Regions from separate parts of the Homo sapiens genome. Here region 2 is linked to region 1. Evidence: chromatin loops called from intact Hi-C (ENCODE). Cell type or tissue: mammary epithelial cell. All regions are shown on one strand.

Region 1 (2,500 bases):
AGAACTTGAAGGTTCTTGCCGCCGTACAATGTAACTCCGTTTCAGTAAAAGTTCCCTTTTTTTAATTTTTTTTTTCTTTTTTGAGACGGAGTCTCGCTCTGCAGCCCAGGCTGGAGTGCAGTGGCCCCTGCAACCTCCGCCTCCCTGGTTCAAGCGATTCTCCTGCCTCAGCCTCTGGAGTAGCTGGGATTACAGGCGCGCACCACCACGCCCAGCTAATTTTTGTATTTTTAGTAGAGACGGGGTTTCACCATATTGGCCAGGCTGGTCTCGAATTCCTGACCTTGTAAGCTGCCAGGCGTGAGCCACTGCGCCGCCCAGCCCCCATAAGATTTTGAAATCTGAAAAAATATTACAAATACATTCTGAAAAATAACCAAATAAATGAGAAAGACTAGATAAATAGATATTGTAAAGCAACAATGTTTTTTAAACAGGCAAAAAGTACAGAGATATTGAAGAAGTATTCACTGAGATAGAGACCATAAGTAGCTCCAATTATATAGACCAACCAAACAGATGATAAAGTACTCATTCTAAATCTTACTCTAAAAATCATTCTAAAACTCAATTAAAATTAAGGTATAAGGAAACTATCAGAAAATAGAATATAATATTTATCAGGGCCAGGTGCGGTGGCTCACGCCTGTAATCTTAGCACTTTGGGAGACCAAGGCAGGCGGATCACTTGCAGTCAGGAGTTTAAAACCAGCCTGGCTAACATGGTGAAACCCCGTCTCTCCTAAAAATACAAAAATTAGGCAGCCGTGGTGGCGGGCCCCTGTAATCCCCGTTACTCAGGAGGCTGAGGCAGGAGAATCACGTGAACCGGGTAGGCGGAGGTTGCAGTGAGCCGAGATCGCGCCATTGCACTCCAGCCTGGGGGACAAGAGAGAAACTCCGTCTCAAGAAAAAAAAAAAAAAAAGTTATCACATCTATGGGAAAATGATCATTCAATTTAGAAACAAAGCAAGATATGTCAAAGAAAAGACAGACAAACTCAAATACATAAAAATTTTAAACATATGTATAATTCAAAATAATAAAAATAAAATGTAACTGGAAATATATATTAAACATGACAGAAGACATAAAGACCTTTTTCAATTTTAAAAGGAAAATAAGCTCATAAATAGAATAAAGCAAGTATTTTTTTAAATCCACCAGAGGGAGACAAACAGAAAGAAAACGTGGAAAGAGTCGAAGTAAAACTGGCACGTTTGAAGCTTTCTGGATTATGTAAGATTTAAAGAAAAATGATTAACTCATGCTAATTAATGATCTCTTAAGATTAAATTTTTTTTTTTTGAGACGGAGTTTCGCTCTAGTTGCCCAGGCTGGAGTGCAATGGCTTGATCTTGGCTCACCGCAACGTCCGTCTCCCAGGTTCAAGCGATTCTCCTGCCTCAGCCTCCCGAGTAGATGGGATTACAGGCGTGCACCACAACCCCAGCTAATTTTGTATTTTTAGTAGAGAAGGGGTTTCTCCATGTTGGTCAAGCTGGTCTCGAACTCTCGACCTTAGGTGATCCACCTACCTCAGCCCCCCAAAGTGCTGGGATTACAGGCGTGAGCCACTGCGCCCGGCCTAAGATTAAATCTATTACAATTTAGCAAATTTCACAATTTTTAAATTATTAAAATGTGGTATGTATTTTCCTGGTGTTTGTATCTAGTTGCACTTGGGGTCTATAACGAAAAGGTGCAATAGGAAATTAATAATTTTAAAATGCAAAGGACAAAGCAAAAGTTGTGGAAAAGTGGTAAGAGCACTTTGGATTCTAGCTGAGGATCTGTCTCAACCTAATGGTGAGACCAGAGATAAGTCTCCTTACTGTAGATCCCTCGCTTGTGAAACGAAAGTGCTGGATTAAATCATCATAACCAGCAAGGATTGAGTCCTTTCTTTGTGCAAGATAAATAACCTAACTCCATAACCTTATAAGATAGGTATTATGATTATCGCTGTTTTACACATGAGGGAAAGTGGGTTTCCAAGGAGTTAAATAGCTTGCCTGACATTATACAACTACTGGGTCACAGAGTTAGGTTCAGAACTCAGGAAATTAAACACCATTTCCTGTGCTCTGTACCACTACCCTGTACAACAGTTTTTACAGATTCTTTCTGGATCTCAAATGTCTATGGCTTTATAATAAGGACAAGAGTTAAACAAACTGCATGAACCTAAAGGTATTTTAAAATCTGTCATATTTTGTATTTTCCTTCTAATTTTCTTTTTTTTATTTTTATTATTATTATTATTATTATTTTGAGACGGAGTCTTGCTCTGTCGCCCAGGCTAGAGTGCAGTGGCGCCATCTTGGCTCACAGCAAGCTCTGCCTCCCGGGTTCACGCCATTCTCCTGCCTCAGCCTCCTGAGCAGCTGGGACTATAGGCATGCGCCACCACGCCTGGCTAATTTTTTGTATTTTTAGTAGAGACAGGGTTTCACCATGTTAGCCAGGATGATCTCGATCTCCTGACCTCGTGATCCA
Region 2 (2,500 bases), 220 kb after region 1:
ACATACATATAACTTTTTTTGTTTAAGACGGAGTCTTGCCCTGTCACCCAGGCTGGAGTGCAATGGCATGATCTTGGCTCACTGCAACCTCTGTGTCTTGGGTTCAAGCTATTCTCCTACCTCAGCCTCTCAAGTAGCTAGGATTACAGGCACGCGCCACCACACCCGGCTAGTTTTTTGTATCTTTAGTAGAGACGGGGTTTCACCTTGTTGGCCAGGCTGGTCTCAAACTCCTGACCTCGTGATCTGCCCACCTTGGCCTCCCAAAGTGCTGGGGTTACAGGCGTGAGTCACCACGCCCGGCCAAATAAAGTATTTTTTTAACACTACATCCAGTTACGTTTTGGAGAAATTTCTAGGGATCTGAGTAGAGCTTAGTTATGTTTTGAAAGTGATAACCCCTCTTTAGAGTGTCAGATGATTGAATAACTTTTTAAGTTGCTTATATTTACTTTGGAATGAAAGTGCCTTATATATTATCTCAGTGTTCTACACAGTTAGAGGTATTCATGCCTGCTAGATCAATTGGACCACCATTTTAGAACTATAGAGCAAATGATCAGCAAGAGGTTTTGAATAGTTATAATTTTTACCCACAAGAGTTAATATTCCATCCCATGTTTAATAGCCTACTATAGTGAATATACTCCAGTGATGAATGAATGAGATTTAAACCTATATTTTAAAACAATAAAATTCTGTTTATCATGAAGTTTTACCTAATGTAGGCTTTCTCTTAAATTTCCTATATAGAGTAATTATTTGGTGTTCATGGCGGAACTGTTCTGGTGGTTTGAAGTGGTGAAGCCGTCTTTTGTACAGCCTCGTGTTGTTCGTCCACAAGGAGGTAATCAATCTTTTTAATTTTAAATGTTCCTATGAACAGAAAAAAATGGAATGTTGATATAACCTTACCTGGTTACATTTTTAGAAATCAGCCTATTATTTTTTTTTTAGATTTCAGCTATTACACTTGATAGATTCTCCTAACCTCTTAAAATGGTTAGAGGAGAAGAAAAAGAAAATGGAGGGAATGGCTTTGAATTTGAAGTCTTATGATGTGGAACTTTTAGCTTTAACTGTCCATTTCTTTTCTTTGCATCTTTTATCGTTATCCCAGCTTTTATTCCCTTTTAGATTCTTAGTTTTTAACATTGTGTTACCCAGAATCCCCACAAATTATTGTTTGGCCTTAACCCGCAACTCGAATTTGCCATTAAACTATAAAAAGGTTTGTATGGATTTTTAAACCTAGTGGATTTTATGACTATTATATCATGAACTATTGATTGTACATAATAAGAATAAAATTAGTAAGAAATAAGGGGGTTACTGTAAAGACCCCTAGATATAAGGAACAAAAAATCTTCCTAAATTTTCTGTAAAGCAAAATTTCACATAGCAAAACCAATTTTCTCTTGGCTCCCATTATAAAACTAGAGGTTTATTTCTAGGCTGGGTGCGGTGGCTCACGCCTGTAATCCTAGCACTTTGAGAGGCCTAGGCGGGTGGATTACCTGAGGTCAGGAGTTTGAAACCAGGCTGGGCAACATGGTGAAACCCTGTCTCTACTAAAAATACAAAAATTAGCCGGGCATGTTGGTGCATGCCTGTAATTCCAGCTACTCGGGAGGCTGAGACAGTAGAGTTACTTGAACCCAGGAGGCAGAGGTTGCAGTGAGCGAGATTGCATCACTGCACTCCAGCCTGGGTGACAGAGATGAGACACCATCTCAAAAAAAAAAGAAAAAAAAAAAAAACTAGAGGTTTATTTCTATAGGGGGAAAAATGATCTTAAATTATAAGCTTAGCCCACTAAAGAACTTTCTTCCAGCATAACTTATGGAAACATTTCTGTCTGCTACCAATAGCTGCCCTACCCAACGCAACACATGATCATTGTGCATCCCAACTACTTAGCAGCTTTCCTTGGCTCCAAAGTTTGTTATTTTTGTAACTGCTACCGTTACCTGCACCTCCCCGCTAAACCCCCAAAAAATAAAAGAAGAGAAAGTGATCAGGAAGGAGGAAAAACATATGTAGCCAAAGGGGAGGCATAGTCTAGTGAGTACAATGAGGTTACTTCAGGCAGCCCACCGCATCTCAGGCAAAAATCTGTGAAATAAGCAATAATTAGAGTATTGCTAAGCTTCTTAAGGCAGATTCTGAATATCGAGTCACTATATAACATTATATAACTTCTTTACATGCCTATAAAAAAATTGAGATGCTCCCCTAAGTCCATTGAATGAAGTCAGATATTCTTAGTAATTTTCATAACCAATATTTGTATAATTTTTAAAAATTATTAACAGGGTTTTCACTACATTGCTTTCTGTGATTTCACCTGTGAAGCTCACTATTCAAAATACCAACAGCTGTTGCATCAGATCTCAAAGTCAAAAAGTAAATTGAGTCTTCCTCCAGAGTTACTTACAAAAATAAAAGTATACCAGCAGGTTTAATTATTTTCTAAAGAAATTCTGTTTTTCTCTAATTG

Evidence for each region. Peaks named below come from ENCODE experiments on the same cell type or tissue, not always from the same donor. Only the 100,000 strongest peaks of a DNase experiment are listed, where the experiment ranks them.
Region 2: a loop joins it to region 1, with 4 times the contacts of the local background. A loop is called at or near these places in 46 of 110 quality-filtered maps.

What each region holds. Positions count from the first base shown.
Region 1 is chr1:200,621,309-200,623,808 of GRCh38, forward strand. No RefSeq gene overlaps it. Among named protein-coding and RNA genes, the nearest start is that of KIF14, 1.8 kb to the left of the region's middle. In mammary epithelial cell, a CTCF peak has its summit at 1,169 (motif pointing right); no DNase peak of the experiment used is centred here; H3K4me3 peaks cover 248 bases; H3K27ac peaks cover 649 bases.
Region 2 is chr1:200,841,241-200,843,740 of GRCh38, forward strand. CAMSAP2 (calmodulin regulated spectrin associated protein family member 2) reads left to right here. Exons shown (of 17, transcript NM_203459.4): 7 at 754-847. Among named protein-coding and RNA genes, the nearest start is that of GPR25, 30 kb to the right of the region's middle. In mammary epithelial cell, no CTCF peak of the experiment used is centred here; no DNase peak of the experiment used is centred here.